Linked DNA regions of Homo sapiens: all the other regions are linked to region 3. A link is a contact called in ENCODE Hi-C or POLR2A ChIA-PET data. All regions are on one chromosome and are shown on one strand. The core of a region is the stretch at or near the end of the contact, and the rest is flanking DNA. Distances in the headings are between cores, read along the strand shown. Region 1 holds the start of SLC19A2 (solute carrier family 19 member 2). Region 2 holds the start of SCYL3 (SCY1 like pseudokinase 3). Region 3 holds the start of PRDX6 (peroxiredoxin 6). Region 4 holds the start of NME7 (NME/NM23 family member 7).

Region 1 (4,167 bases), core at 577-3,076, 4.0 Mb after region 3:
ACTCCTGACCTCAAGTGATCCGCCCGTCTCGGCCTCCCAAAGTGCTGGGATTACAGGAGTGAGCCACCGTGACCAGCCAGAAAGCTATTTTTAATAAGTAGGCTTCTCTTTCCGAGGCCTCTCTGGCTTGCTTTCTCTTTCTTTCTTCTCTTCTACTAAAGCACTGAATGTAAATACAAAGCGATTGTCAAGAAGACCACCTGTTTTCTCTCTGTAGTCCTGATAAGAAGGGTTGGAGTTTAGGGGACTAGACAATTGAATAATATCGATTAGCAGTCCTCAAACATTTTGGTCTTAGGACCCTTGTTAGAGGTGCCCCAAAAATCTGTTGGGTTTTGTGGGTTATACTTATTGAAAATTGCCATATGGTAATAAATTAAACCTGGAAAGTCTTACAAACACAAGAATATACAAGCACGTATTCTCTCATCCTATAAAGCGATGATGTCATCAGACATTATATAGCCTCTGGAGTGGAAAAGGAAATAAAGACTTAGCATGGTTATGAAAATAGATTTGAGCTCGTGGAACCTCTGAAAGGGTCCCAAGGACCCCCAGGGCTTCCTCGACCACACTTTGAGACTCATTGAGATATGTAAATACTGCCAGTTGTATTTCTTCACAGATTAATCAACTCACAGATTTGGGTGCATTCATTTGTGCAGTCTTAGAAACAAATCTTTCCCTTTACCAGTATCTTATTCCATCTGGTAGACTCATTTCTGCTGCTGATGCTTGAAAAAAGTGTCATTTGCTACCACAGGAGGAAAACGGTGCTAGATGGATCATAACATACAGAAAAGCAAGATAGTTCCAAAATGTTTCCAAGAGCTTCTGGCAGGATCTGTCATTCTACAAATACTGCACAGGAAAAATTGCTTTAAATGCTGCATCTTTGCAGTAGAAAGATTAGGATTGAGCCAGGCTGTGAGTCAGGCAGAAAAAGGCACACAGAGGGGGATGAAAGAAAGCACTGGAGAGTCTTGTCATGCTTTGCCCTTGAAAACTATGCCAAGACCTCTTTTGTGTTTTTAAATGAAGAAATCCATCATGTTTTGTGATTGCTGTAATGACTCAGGATCTTCCACCTTCCTTTTAACTATAAACCGTAGCGTAGTTAGGTGTTTGTTTTCTTTGTATCATGCTTGCAAAAAGTGACGAAATAAAGTTAAAACCCTTTAACTGGGACTCCATTACGGTTCTGCTGTTCAGTGACCAGCTTGTTCATTATTCTCACAATATTATCTACTTTCTTCATTTCAGTCTGTCTCTTAGATCCTGGGCTTCTGATGTCTTTCCATGGCGGATGAATACAATTTAAAACACGAAAGCTGCTGGAGGAAAGGTTTAACGTTCCCCCTCCCCAAGGTGAAATCTTTGCCTGGCCTCAGTCACTAAGTCTCTCAGGAGCGGAAACTGAATGGACATTCCGGAGACGGTGAATAAGAATGATAAACGGTGGTTGGGGAGAACAGCGCGTTTCTTCCAGCGGAGGACTAGGCCCACAGGACGCATTCCCAACAGATGAGCGGAGCCGACAGCAAGTGTGCCACGAACGCCAGCTGGCCGCCTCACTAGAGAGAGCTCCGCCGCAAGCCGCCGCTTTTGGAGTGGAGTTCCACATGTCCTCCGCGCTTGAGCCCTGGGACGTCAGAGGCCTGGCGTGCTGCCACCGCCCCAGTTCACGTCGTGTGACCCACGACCAATGGAAGAGCAGGCAAGTATTCCCGGCGTCCGCTGTGATTGGTTCCCGGAGTGGAGGCGGTGGCAGAGGGTGGGCCTTAGGACGGGTCTCCCTTAAACTGGGCGATCAGGCAGCGACCCTAGAGGCGTCTGTAGGGTAAAGCTGGGGGTTCTGTAGCCGGAGGCGGCGGCGAGTCCAGAACGTCCTGGCCTTACAGGGAGAAGGCGTCACTCGCGGTTACAAGTGCCTGACCCTCACTCCAGTTGGCGGAGGAGGAGAAGGAAGGGGCCGGGCCGGGTCCCCTCCCCTCGCGCCCCGGATGGATGTGCCCGGCCCGGTGTCTCGGCGGGCGGCGGCGGCGGCGGCCACTGTGCTCCTGCGGACCGCTCGGGTCCGTCGCGAATGCTGGTTCTTGCCGACCGCGCTGCTCTGCGCCTACGGCTTCTTCGCCAGCCTCAGGCCGTCCGAGCCCTTCCTGACCCCGTACCTGCTGGGGCCGGACAAGAACCTGACCGAGAGGGAGGTACGCGCGGCGGACGCGGGGCGCGGGAAGGGCGGGCGACCGGCCTGCGGGTGGGCAGCGGAGGAAGAGAGGACCGAGAAAAGCGCTCGAGCCATTCTCGGCAGAGATTTCTGATTTTGCCAGTTGGAGGTCGGCTTCGTGCTCTTCTTTGTGTTCATGATTTTCTGTTTTCTTCGGCTCTGTAGGACGAGTCTCCTGCGAAGGGCTCAGAACACGCGTCCAGAGGCCCCGTGCCTTGTGCGTCAGGCAGTATGCTGATCGTGTTGTAATGTGGCTTAGCGTGACTGCCCAGACTGGTCCAGCAGTTCCTGCTGGGGGCGAGGGGGCAATATTTTGACAAAGAAGTGAAAACAGCAAAGTGTACTTTGGACACGGCTTAGTAAATATTCATTGACTGAAAGTAGGCAACCACTGCTTTTCTGAAAGGATCTTCCCTCTACCTCCTTCACCTGCTTCCTGTCCATACCTTACTTTGTTTGCATTTGGCAGAATGGGTGGGCTTAATCAAGTAAGGACAGGACAGAAGTACAGAACATCTTAATTTGTCTTGATTTTTAATTGGGTGAGGTTGTGTCCAAGGATATCCTGCCCCTCTCTACCTTAAGACCAACCTCCAGGGATAAAGGCAGATGGTGAAACATAATTGACTTTTAATTATAGTGTTTCTTGTATTGCGAATTGTTGCTTCACAGATGTTAGTTTTGCTTCTCAGATACAAGGTGATGTCTTTGAAGGCCTTCTGTGATGTTCAGGGTAATTGAGAGCACGTAGTCCATCATCAAGAGTTTCTTGCTGATTGATTTTTTCCCTAGATGAGGGCTTACAAATAAAGTACTTCAGAAGCGCATAGTGTACTTTAGAAATGTGCTGACCTATTTAAGTGCATGGTCAAAACCAGCACTTGATTTTTGCAGAAGAAAGACAATATATAAACTGAGAAAGAAATTAAACCCAAAGTACTTCCACAAAACCGAAATAAAGCCGATTCAACACCCTCTTCCTTGAATACAACAAAGGGTGAAAGCTGAGGTCTCATGTTCTTTTTCCTACTATCAGTCAAGGGGCCACTTGAGAGCTTTTTCTTTTTTCCTACACCTGTTCCTTCCACCCTGCCTCCTTGCCCCAGGTGCTGTAAAATACTCCTCCCATTTAAACCTTACTCTTCTCTATGTGGGTAGTAGTCAGTCACTTCTTTTGAGTAGCCACTCAGTAACCCTGCATAACAGGTCAGAACAAGAGATGGCACTACCGGAATCATTTGCACACTGGCGAGATATAGTTACTCATAGTTTGTTGTTTGCAGTTTGTTTGTTGCAATGCTCCGTCATTTTCAAGGGCACTTGAGAGAGAATTAAGAATCAGTATTGACTTACGTATTGAGGGTTTCACTTGAGAGTCTGACATTTGTTCACTTCTAGCAAGTATCACTGACTTTTTGCCTGGCCTTAAATTACCCTATTGACCTGCCAGTTGTGGGATGGAGTGGCTGGGCCGTTTCTCAGTCTTGTGGATCATTACATAAGCGACCGTAACAGTTATTCATAACCTATTTGAGTTTTAATACTGATTTAAAGCAATAATGTCAAAACAGCCAAATTTCATGACAGAATGATTTTACAAGAAAATTACTGCACTGATATGAGAAAGTATGATTCTGGAGACCCAAAACAACCACTGAATCTGAGGTGTAGCCACTGAGGCAGAATTGATACTGCTGTGAACAGCTGACCATTAAAGTTTCATGTGAACTGCCATGTGATCTGCACAGTTTGTGCGCCTTTCCGGATAGTGAAACACAGGGAGAGAAACATGTTCCCAGTGTTGATATTTGAAAGCTGATCTGTTTTGTCATGTGCTCTGGGTAGAAGGTTGCTGTGTGACGTGCTACCAAGATCATGTGCTCTGTCCTATCAGAAAGCTTTTCAAGGTGAGTGAAGTGTGTTCAGGGGGCACAGAAATA
Region 2 (3,713 bases), core at 389-2,888, 3.6 Mb after region 3:
TAATTTCCTTCCAAAGTTAGTTCAGCCTATGCCCAGGAATGAACAAGGATAGCATGGAGGTTAAGGACAAGATGGAGTTGGTTAAATTGGATCTCTTTAACTGCCTTAGTCATAATTTTGCAAAGGCAGTTTCATTGCTACCTGAATGATTTTCCTAACTTATCCATCAATCTCCTGGAAGCCTTTCTCCTTAACCAATGTCTTCAACTCTGCCAGACATGTGGCAGCTTCTTCATCAGCAGATGTGGCCTCTCCAGTTATTTTTATGTTTTTCAGTCCAAACCTATTCCTGAATCTGTGTAGCCATCCCTTACTTGCAGTAAATAGCTTGGTGTGCCTAATTTCAGGGGATCCCTTTCTTAAGTCTTCCTATAGGCTCAACACTTTCTGGCAAAACTTACTGCGGTCAGCTGAAATACGTTTTCTGTTCATGTCTCCCACCCACAAATGTAATGCCTTTTCCGTCTTTTGCTGTTGCACCTCAAACTACAAAAGTTACAGCCACAGTGCATGATAGGTGCTTAGTTAACTAGCACGAATCTTTTTCCTTCTTCACAATTTCATGGATAATTTGTTCTTATCATAGATTTTGGCAACCTCAGCATATGACTCTTTTTCTTTCCTTATTAAGTCCAGAGCTTTCACCTTTTCATTTAAAGGAAGCACTTTACAGCTTCTCCTCGGCATATCCAAATTGTCAGCACAATTCCTGTGCTTTGCGGCCATTATTAAGTAAAATAAGGGTTACCTGAACATAAGCAGGTGGTATCTCTCATTATCTCTGCTATACTACGGGTGCATCTGTTAACCAAAGCAGCTACTGAGTGGGTAATGAGTGGATACTGTACACAGCGCGGCTACCTGCGACAGATGATTCGCGTCAAGGGTGGGACAGAGTGGATGGCCCGAGATTTAATCGGGCTACTCAGAATACAGGCGGTTTGAAACTTAAGAATTGTTTATTTCTGGAGTTTTCCATTTAACATTTCTGAACCAAGGTTTGACCACAGGTAACTGACACTGCAGAAAGCATGGAGGGGGGCAAAACTACTGCATTAATATTAAAATTTTCAAATATTACTTTTTGCTAAATGAAATGTGATTCAGGACCTTCCCTCTCAAAGATCAAGCGAGATCACCACGACCTCCGCCAGCAGCGGCTCTGCACGACTCCACCCTCGCAGCCCAGCCAATCAAAGCTACAGGTTGAGTGACGTCACTCTCCTGAAAGTCCTCGCTAATTCCCGTACTCCTTTTCTCCGCCCTGCACCTCTACTGTTTGCTACAAGTGGCCAGCAGCCATTTTGGATTTGGGCGGAAATGAAATTAAAACTGTGCTGTTAAAAGCCTAAAAATTCAAGTCAAGACAAACTTAAGCATTCGACCAACACATCTAGAAAGGGGGCATCTTCGTGGACTAACTAGACCACTGGGGCAGTGAGTGAAACTCGGTATCGTCGCGGCGCCCACACTTAAGATGGCACCGGCCTGAGACTCAGCTGTGCGGCCTCTCTACCTCGGTTCCTGGTTAGTTGGCCTCATTGGTGGCGTCGGAGGGAGGAAGGTGGGCCTTCTGTCCCGTTTCCGGACCCGTCTCTATGGTGTAGGAGAAACCCGGCCCCCAGAAGATTGTGGGTGTAGTGGCCACAGCCTTACAGGCAGGCAGGGGTGGTTGGTGTCAACAGGGGGGCCAACAGGGTACCAGAGCCAAGACCCTCGGCCTCCTCCCCCGCCGCCTTCCTGCAGGTAACAGGGAGCCCTGCGCTGCGCCCCCAGTCCTTGCAGGACTGCGCCGTGGGGGAAGGGGCCGGGCGGGGAGGAGGCGGCGGGCGCGCGCCCCGCTCGCGGGTCTGCGCTCTGGGGCCCGCGCGGGAGCGAGCTCGGCGCGGCGCCGGCGGCCGGTTGAGCTGTGCTCTCAGCTTCGGAGCAGCCTCCCCTTGCTGATTGTGGGGCGCCCTGTAATCTGCGCTTCGCGGGCGGCCCCCGACGGGTGAGGCGCCCGCGGCCAGAGCTCTCCAAGGCGGCCGCGGAGTCGGTCCTCGCAGGGAGGTGTGGAAGGTGAGGGGCCAGCGAAGCGAGAGCGGCGCCTCGGCCCTTCAGTGACCCCGCGGGGTCGCGGCAAGCAGGGCGAGGGTGCTCGGCTGGGCGGGTCACTGTCCCGGGGCGGCAGTGCCCGAGCCCGGGGGGATCCTGGGGGCGCGCCCGCCCTCGGGAAGGCGGCCTCATTCTTGATCCAAGACCAGTGCCCGTCCCCCAAGGCCCAGCTGGCTCCTGTCTTGGCATAGTGCTTTCTGTTTAGAATAAAGATGAAACATTTCTCGGAAGAGCATATTCAGGAATCCATGTGAAATTCTCGGAGTCGGGTCTCGAATTTTGGGGGTCACTGTTAACTGCTGTTTTTAGGGACCCATGTTCTTATAAAATGTATCTTGAGCTGAAATCACAATTATTTTGGTCCATAAAGACTTAATTGTGTATTGCTTGTCAGCTAGCAATGCTGGACTGAGTTCCGCAGAGGGAATATATACCTGAAACACGAAAGCAAGGGCCGGAGTAACGTTACCGCTGGATACCAGAATATCAGCCAGTACAGTGCATCCTTAATACTCAGAGTGCAAGCCATTATCTTTGGAACTTTCAAGCTAAGGGAGCTAGGACCAAGGTAGTCTCGAGTAATTGCTGGGAAAAGAAAATATTTGGTAGAAACATTTCCATAGAGCACACGGGTTTCTTAGTTGAGTGTATGAGTTGCCCTTTGACCTAGACAAGGGTTTTCTTAATCTACAAGCGGTCCAGAAATTTTATGTGCTGCCCAAGTAGGCAAAAGAGTGGAGGGAGATTATTAAAGGGAAGACTGATGCATATTCAAGTCAGAGACTGTCAACTCAGCATTTTATTATAGAGTGGAGATGCTAAGTGCTACGAAATACCTATTACGGGATACTAGGATATCCTTTTCTACCTTCTTGTGACTTTTTAATTTCAAAGCTAATGAGCAAGATTTTGTGTTTTCCCCGTCCTCAAAACAACAGGAAAGCATTTTGGAAGGCCAAGTGTTTTTCTTACATTTCAATAAATCAATTTTAGCTGAATTATCATTTTTAAAGCACTGGCGGGCATGGTGGCACATGCCTGTAATCTCAGCAACTAGGGAGGCTGGGGAGGGCAGGTAGCTTGAGCCCAGGAATTCCAGGTTACAGTGAGATAGGATAGCGCCAATGCACTCTAGGCCAGCAGCAACAGAACAAGACCATATCTCTATTTAAAACAAAAAACAAACAAAAAAACTTCTTCATATAACAGTATTTGTGCTTCTTTAGATATATTAGTGTGAAGAATTACTGCTTCAAAACATTCTCAAATTGCAATAATCAGCACACCTTTTTAATTTTCCCCCAATAAAGTTTGCACTGGGAACATACAATATAATCTTACCACTGTCAGTATTACACTGATGGTATCAGTGGACTTCTGTCAAAGTTAACATGCTTTCAAAACAAGAAAATGGCATCCTTTCCAGTTCTCTCAAGAAATTGAGTCATCCCTTTTTAATTTTTAAGTGATTTTTTTAGTCTTAGACCTAAAATACAGTAAGAAAAATGAATTTTAACTACTTCCTAATGCTTTTATAACTTTGTTAATTATAGTGGAATTCATATGAAATCTAAGGTTAATAGCTATTGCAAGGCCAATGTTCCCACAAGGAAGTATTT
Region 3 (3,703 bases), core at 289-2,788:
TTTTTCTGGCCTAGTCCTATCTTTCACAAAGCTTAACTTTTCCCTATTCAGTGGCTGGAAAAGGGACTTAAGAGGTTATAAAGGGTTGGATAGGCATATGATGTGTAAGAATCTGTCCCTGGTTCTCTGCACAGCCCTGTCCAATCACTGATTAATTTCATAAGCCTGTCTCCCTGGATACTGTATATAAAAAGGATATAATCTGGGGAAGAACTGTTGTCAAGCCTTGGAGCCCCACAGTGTAGTGGGACCACTAGTACTCCAGAACCATAATATAACTAGACATGCCTGGAATGCTTCTGATGAAAACTAAGCAACTTCCAGTTTGCTGATTCAGGAGCTGTTAAAAAAAAAAAAGGGCAACACCGATTTACTACTCCTATCCATAATGGTAAAACTGCCAAGTCAGATCACAGGTCATCAATTTGGCTATCATCAGCAAGCTCATGTGCTAGAAGCAAGGTAGAAAGCGGAGGGGACAGTGAGGGGCAAGCCACTGGAAAACAAGAGAGTCTCAAAGTTGGGGAGTACACGTGTCCTGGAGCCTGGAACGGCCATCACTAGCAAGAATAGGCCACTCCAGCGGAACAGCGTCAGAAAGTCCTTCCCTCCAAGTGTTGCAAGTTCTGGAATCTCTGAAGGCACACCTACGCAGAGTGTTCTTGGCTCTTCCTAAAGCTGTTATCAAATCATATCTTGGCCATTGGAGGCGGCTCTGGACAAAAAGTCTTTCGGCCACCTACTTGGCAGCTAGTGGTTTTAAATTTCACATTTTGTGCCCAGAAGCCTGCAAATACCACTGCACCCTCAGATGATACGTTGGCCTTCCTGTAACCTATAGCCAGCAGCTGTGTCCTCCGACTTTGGCTTTAGACACCCATCCTCCCCAGGGAGCAAATTCCAGAACGGAGGGTGGGAGGGCGGTGCGACCCTGGGCACTAGTCCGGGGAAGTGATCGTCAATGCCGCCCCGCCCCTGCGCCCTCGGCCTGACCACGCTACCTGCACAGTTTACTAAGACGAGTTAAATGGACAACAAACCCTCCCGCGGGCGGTGAGTTTCCAGAACCCGCAGAACACAATTTTATCCTCCCCACCCCCCACCTTGGCGTGGCCTTGCCCAGCCACGCCGGAGGCGGGGAGGCCAGGAGGGATCGAGTGGCCCGCGCAGGGCAGGCCGAACGGGTGCCAGCTCCCAGCAGCGCAGCCGACGCTGAGCAGAGGCCACACGGCCTGGCGCGCGCCGGAACCAGTGCGGGGGAAGGCGAGGGCGGCGCAGGGGGCTGAGCGGCCGGGAGGACGGCAGGGAGAAGAAACAGGGAAGGCACCTCCGAGTCCGGCGCAACCGAGGCCAGGACAGGGCTACGCGGTGGCCACTTACGAGTCTCCCAGAAAGTCGTGGAAACGGATGCGGCCGACGGTGGTATTGGCCTCAAAGTTGGGAGCCACGTCCCCGAGAAGCAGACCTCCGGGCATGGCGACGGTGATGAGGGGGCGCCGCTGGGACAGCAAGCAACCGGTTGGTTCTGGCGAAGAAGCAGCCTGTCCCAGCGCGCGGAGGAATAAACGAAGGCGCGAGGGGCGGGGACTGGGGCGGCGGGGGCGGGGCCGCGGGAGGCCGGCCGCTGGGGGCCGGGCCGCGGGGGCTGGGCTGGGCGCGGGGCGGGGCGGGGCTGGGCGCGGGGCGGGGCTGGGCCGGGCCGGGCTGGGGCCGGGACGCGGCGCGAGCTGGACTACCGCGGTCGCTGTTGGTGGCGCCGCCGGGCCTGCGACTAGGTGGCATCCTTCAGACACTATAGGCCGTCTCTGCACACGTGATGCGGGGCTCGGTCACGTTGCCCCCTGGAAGCTTGAGGATGCGCCAGGTTTGACTCTGCAGGGCGTACGCGCTTTAGGGATGGAAGGAAGAGGAACGCGGCAGGAAGGCGAGCCCCAAGGTGGAGAATCGCCTGGGCGCGCAGGCTGCGGCGGCTTCGCACAGCCGCCCTGGGCGCTGCACGGGTCCGCGCGCACCCTGCTGCGCACCCACTCGCGGCCAGCTCCCTACAGAGGAGTGGAGTGACTGCTCGACTACCACCCCTCTTTTAGTGTGAGCGTCTGGAGTCCTGACCGCCCCAGCCAGCCCAGCTACGATGAACTGTCTAAGAGGATGTGGCAAGACCCAGAAGTATGGGTGACCTTATGTCAGAGGAAGTGGCTTTCTTATTGCAGCAAAAATTCCCGTACCAATGTCAGTGCTAGGGTAATGTAACTAAACTTTTATTTATTTTTATTCTGCCCTCCCCTTTCTGTTTGTTATGAACCATAAAATATTCAACACAATTATCTTGAAATCTAAATATAAAATTTAAAACATACTCTTTGAGACCTACTGTGTGCAGGTCAACTCTGTCACCCAGGGAGGTGGGCGGCTTAGATTCATTTATTTGCTATGAGCCAAGTACAAGGTAGATAAGATGCCTGTCCTCTTGGAGCTTTCCTTCTTGTGAAGGGAAACCGGTGACAGACAATAAGCACACAAACCAAAATATGTTAGACAGCAATCAGTCGTATTCAGAGAACTAAAATAGGGTTATGTGCCTAGAGGGTGACTGGGGGGCTGCTTTGGTTTGGGTGGTCTGGTCTGGGAAAGCCACCAGGATAATGTAGGTAAACTAGTCAGCTCACGGTAGGTGCTCTGGAAATGGTAGCTATCGTTTGGATGATGACACTGGCTCATGCAGTAACTCTTGCTTTGCCTGCTGTGTGCTGGACACTGTGCCAGGCCATACAGTGGAGAAACACAGTCCCTGCTGTTACAGGGAAGGCATATTTATATGCAATTATAATAAAATGTAGGGTAAATTCTGATGGGGGAAGGTGTAAATGATTGGAGTTCAGAGATGAGAAAAATCCTCTGGATGGGGCTGGCAGGTTTAAGGCAGGGGCATGGCAATGTTGAGAGTAGTGACTCACATACTGTGATTTGCGTTTTCATCACAGTGATGTGTTGGTGCGTGCATGCTAATCATATTTACCGAGTTCTTCAGTGACCCAGGACTTGCAGTAAGATTACTGGTAAAAATTTCTAGCCACTTCACAAAACCGTTTAAAGCTAATGTAATTTAATCTCTAATTTGGCTCCAAGTTTTAACAGCTCCTTGTTTTAACTCCCTTTGTAGGGAAGAAAGAGAATAGTTGGGAAAGAAGAGTAGTTTGGCCTAAGGCACTGTTAACAATATGTTGTGGAAATCAGCTAGAAAACACAATACTCTATAAATATGGAGAATGAATACAGAAACAGATTATTGATGTCTGTCAAAGGCATAATTATATTATTGTCTGTTGTAAATTAAGCAAATATAATAAAATACTCATTAGAATTTACAGTGCCAGAAGCTGTACACTGGCAATGCTTCTGCACTCTGTGAACTTGTTTGCTTTAGACTTTGGAGCATTTTAAATTGTCTTGAATTAGCTGTCCACTGAAGGGGGCCAGCCCCTCCACGCCTGTGGGTGTTTCTCGTCAGGTGGGATGAGAGACTGAGGAAAGAAATAAGACACAGAGATGAAGTATAGAGAAAGAACAGTGGGCCCGGGGGACGGCGCTTAGCATACGGAGGACCCGGCACTGGTCTCTGAGTTCCCTCAGTATTTACTGATCACTATCTCTACTATCTCGGTGAGGGGGATGTGGCAGGACTATAGGATAATGGTGGGGAGAG
Region 4 (3,870 bases), core at 923-3,422, 4.1 Mb after region 3:
TGTTCAAGCCATGCAGTTTGTGGTACTTTGTTACAGCAACCCCAGCAAACTAATACAACATGAAAGAGATCTTTGATACACCCTAGTTGCTTTGTCTATCTACTTAAATCTTTAAAATGTGTATTCTTATTTAAATCGTAATCTTCTAGTGTATAGGGAATATAGCTGTTAAAAACTTTGCATTAACATTAAATGTTTAAGAGTAGTCACCTAATAAATTCTAACTAATGATGTTAAATTTCACTTGTACATCTAAAGTACTGAAATATAAACACTGCACTAAAAAATAAACATAAAGGGATCTGAAATAACAAATGATTCCCAAGGGGGTCCATGAGATCTAGTTATCTGGCTCAAACGTTCCTTCACATCGTCATAAATGTCATGTTTTAAAAACAATTATAAAAAAGCCACTTACCTTTGGTTTCTAAATTTTTAGTAGTCATTTTTTCACCTTAACCACTGAAAATGCACTCCAAGACTTCTGCTGAACAACCTAGAAATGTATGCATATGAAATAATTTTAAAAATATCATATAAACACATAGAGTACCTCCAATTTAAAAGTTATGATATTTTAATTGCTTCTGTATTTAGTACGCATGCATTTAGAAAGAGAAATGTCCCTTATATCCCATTCTCACAGAAGGCATTGTTATGTCTACTAAAAGTCTCAAAAAAAAAAATTAGGGGTGGTTTACTTCTAAATACTCCGTTTCACCATCCTCACCAATACACTCTAAATTGTCAGAAGTATGTCCTGAATTTTAGCCAAGCAAAGGGAATGAAGTTACTGTGGTGGTTTTGTCATCCATATGACAAGAGGAATTTTAAAGTAATTACTTTCTTAGGAGACATACCGACACAATTTGTATACACACACACACATATCAAAAAGGAGCTTCTGTTTAGATGTTTAACAAACGACAAAAAATATTACTCAAGATAACATAATTTATACTTTTTTGGTAATAAAAAGTTAAAATTAAAATAGTGTAGCTCCAAAAGTAAAAAGAGAAACATATCGAGCCCATGCTTTCAGAAATGTATACATTGTCTTACAGTACAGACTCAGATTTACCAGAGAACATATAAGAAGGTGATGCTACTGCAATGATATAAATATGACAAACTGTACACTAGATGACAACTGGTTTCACTACAAAAAAAGATCGTTCTCAGTACTAGATACAACTCAGTTCAATTAGTGAACCCGACGACTAACTTTCTTAACAGTCACAAACTTTTCTACACTTACACTCTACTGCTCCGAAAAGAGGTATCCAAAAAACCCTTCGTAAGAGTAACGATCCCTGAAACTGCCCTTGATAGCTGCTCTGCGAAACGTACAGGCACAGCGAGTGCCTGCTGGCAAATGCCAAATGAAGCGGAGGGGGTGAAGAAGTAAGTAGGGGGAGTGAGCAGGTATGAAAGCGATAGGCCGGGAAGCGACAAGCCTGTCAACTTTGCTGTCCGGGGAAGTCGAAACCTAAGTTTCATCCCTGTCTGAAAAAGTCTTCCCGGAACAATCTTTCCCTAAATCCAAAGCTACTGGCCACCGAGCTCCAGCCAGACCTCCGTCCCTTTCCAACATCCTTAGTTATACCTGCTTGTCCTCGGATTTACCTCTAAGATTCTTATTCTCCGTATTTCAGGGGGCTTCACTTGATAGGCTCTTCGGATCGGTATCACCAGGTTAACTTCTCACAGACCTCTTCCATTCGGAAGCCGACCCGCCCAGTCCCTCCGCATATCCAGCAGCTCTCTCACTCCTAACCACTTCCGATTACTCAGGGTTTCGCTTCCGGAATACGTTTCCAAAAGAGCAGGGTAAACAAATTCTGCAGTGCGTATAAACTCAAGTAACACAGAACACACACTGTAAGGCCTCCGTAAGTGAAAAGCGGACAGATTTCTACTTTAAAATAAAATACCGTACAGCAACTTTTGGAGCCCAAGCCGCATATTCACTTAAACTTCCGGGCCAGCTGTTAAACAAACGGAAGTAAAACTGCCGGAAACAGAATAATGGCGTCTCGTAGCCCCAGGCGACAGCGTGGAGGGGCGGGTCTGTCGATTGGATGAACGCAGCTGAGATTACTCCCAGCCACTAAGGACGAAGAGGTGGGGCGGTGGCGTCCCACGCCTCGTGCGACAGTGGGCGGGGCTTTGTTGCCTGAGTAACCGTATGATGGTGGTGGTGGTGGTGTCTTCCTGTCTCAACGATACCTATTTTCTAGTGCTGAGATCCTGAGACAATGGTGAGTGCCAGGGGATGCCAGAAGAACGGCTCTGGGGTCCTACTTACTTAGCTTTCCAAGTCTTCGGGCGGATGGGCACTTAAAGTTGTCCGGTCCTCCCGACCTTCTCCCCGTTATCTCTTTCCCCCTTCCCACGGGCTGTTCCTGCAGTCTCCTCGCTCTCCGTATTTCTTACAGCACCCTGAATTCCACTAATGTTACTAAGTCTCTAGAGTAATGAAACAGAAAATTTAGGGTAAGGCATCGAGTCTAATAACCTGTTTTGAACAAACATTATGTGTTTGCATTGTTCATCATGGCATTTTTCATGTTCACAGATTCACATTAACGCGCTTTATTAAGAGTATGGGGTGGTGTGTATGTGACTGTCTCAACACTGATCTGAATCTCCCTAGATCTTGGAGTCTTTTTGCTTTTCTGAGTGGCAGAGCACTGCCCCACGCCCCCACGAGGGCCATTAACAGGTGTATGTTGGATCAGCGCTCTTCTATCCAGTTGGTTACCTTCTAGGTCTGTGCTTGCTTTTCTTTTCTCTTTTCTTTTCTTTCTTCTTCTTTTTTTTTTAAACAGAAATTTCTCCTGGGATTGCTTGGAGAGCTTCTGGAATTCACTGTTTGGGCTTCACCCCTGGAAATTCTGAATGAAAGGAATGGAGCTCGGTATTTGCATTTTAAATAAGCCTATAGGTTATTTTAATTCACCCCTATGTTTGAGAGGGTTCTAGTTAATTCACTTAACTACCATATCTTTTAAGCACTTATGGATAACGGACTGGAGGATAGAAAGATCTTTAGATAGTTATAGCTATGAATTTAGAAACAGAGCCCTCACCCACCACCCCTTGTTTCTTCATACTACTCAGCAATCCTTTTGGTTACCCCAGTTTTCCCCTGACCCATTCTCTGTGAAGACATTTTCAAACCTTCCCTTTACAAACCCTGTCTTTTGCCCTCTTCATTTCTCCTTTCTAAACATGATGGAGTATAACAGGCCATTTCTTCAACCTCATGCCCCCAACCTACACATTGCTCTATATTTTTGCCGAGCCTTTAGTCTTGTATTTCTAGTGTAGAGAAAGGGATATTAAAGGATAATCCATCCATCTTTGCTCTTGATCTCATTTGCTTCCATCTGTTACATTTCGCTTCCAGTTGTTTTTTTCTTTCCTGTGCGTTCAGCCTTTTCCTCTCCAGTTTCTTCTCTTCAGTGCTCAAGTCACACATCTTATGAAAATTAAATAAAGCAAAACCATGTCCTCCATCCTGTGTTTATCCAGTTATTTCCTAGTCCTCCTATCTATCAGTAAACTTCTTGAAAGGATATTATTTTTACTTATATCAAACAGACAAAAGTCTTCTGTCTGGCTTCTTTAATGGCTTCAAGAAAGTTGTTCTTGCTTAAGTTTCTAATGGCCTTTTAAATACCAAATACAGTAATTACTTCTCAAAATTTACATTACTTAGTCTCTTTGTGACAACTGAGGTTCATAGTCATTAATTCCTTTTACTGGCTGTGCCTGGTTTTTGAATGTCATTCTTTGGAATTAACTCCTTGATTACTTTCATTTCTTAGTCTAGACATTTTCCTTGGGTGATTTTGTCCACTCACA

The links. Hi-C counts contacts between places; a loop is a spot of excess contacts on that map. ChIA-PET counts read pairs that join two places held with the same protein, here RNA polymerase II (POLR2A). Pooled maps may share reads with other maps.
Region 1: a loop to region 3 is called in a map of ascending aorta, with 14 times the contacts of the local background. The contact joins the promoter of SLC19A2 here to the promoter of PRDX6 in region 3. A Hi-C loop is called at or near these places in 2 of 168 maps with a recorded cell type or tissue (ascending aorta and gastrocnemius medialis) and 8 of 50 pooled maps.
Region 2: a map of sigmoid colon shows a loop between it and region 3 (12-fold over the local background). The contact joins the promoter of SCYL3 here to the promoter of PRDX6 in region 3. A Hi-C loop is called at or near these places in 3 of 168 maps with a recorded cell type or tissue (CD4-positive, alpha-beta T cell, naive thymus-derived CD4-positive, alpha-beta T cell and sigmoid colon) and 11 of 50 pooled maps.
Region 4: a loop to region 3 is called in a map of B cell, with 15 times the contacts of the local background. The contact joins the promoter of NME7 here to the promoter of PRDX6 in region 3. A Hi-C loop is called at or near these places in 2 of 168 maps with a recorded cell type or tissue (B cell and naive thymus-derived CD4-positive, alpha-beta T cell) and 5 of 50 pooled maps. POLR2A ChIA-PET finds 5 or more read pairs at or near these places in 1 of 52 experiments (CD8-positive, alpha-beta T cell).

What each region holds. Positions count from the first base shown.
Region 1 is chr1:169,483,603-169,487,769 of GRCh38, reverse strand. It overlaps SLC19A2 (solute carrier family 19 member 2), which reads left to right and starts at 1,826. Exons shown (of 6, transcript NM_006996.3): 1 at 1,826-2,207. The coding sequence starts at 2,004. RefSeq lists enhancers at 1,392-1,461, 769-1,689, 1,472-1,721, 1,525-1,819, 2,362-2,421 and a silencer at 2,002-2,181.
Region 2 is chr1:169,891,821-169,895,533 of GRCh38, reverse strand. It overlaps SCYL3 (SCY1 like pseudokinase 3), which reads left to right and starts at 1,638. Exons shown (of 13, transcript NM_020423.7): 1 at 1,638-1,746. RefSeq lists enhancers at 1,211-1,620, 1,295-1,882, 1,883-2,470 and silencers at 1,821-1,900, 2,141-2,200.
Region 3 is chr1:173,475,170-173,478,872 of GRCh38, reverse strand. PRDX6 (peroxiredoxin 6) reads right to left here and starts at 1,538. Exons shown (of 5, transcript NM_004905.3): 1 at 1,381-1,538. The coding sequence starts at 1,475. It overlaps LOC100506023 (a long non-coding RNA gene), which reads left to right and starts at 1,718. Exons shown (of 3, transcript NR_037845.1): 1 at 1,718-2,241. RefSeq lists enhancers at 1,340-1,499, 1,997-2,533 and a silencer at 1,570-1,739.
Region 4 is chr1:169,366,099-169,369,968 of GRCh38, reverse strand. NME7 (NME/NM23 family member 7) reads left to right here and starts at 2,172. Exons shown (of 12, transcript NM_013330.5): 1 at 2,172-2,261. The coding sequence starts at 2,259. BLZF1 (basic leucine zipper nuclear factor 1) reads right to left here and starts at 1,774. Exons shown (of 7, transcript NM_001320973.2): 1 at 1,627-1,774; 2 at 419-496. The coding sequence starts at 446. RefSeq lists enhancers at 1,195-1,694, 1,953-2,032, 1,695-2,196, 1,136-2,335.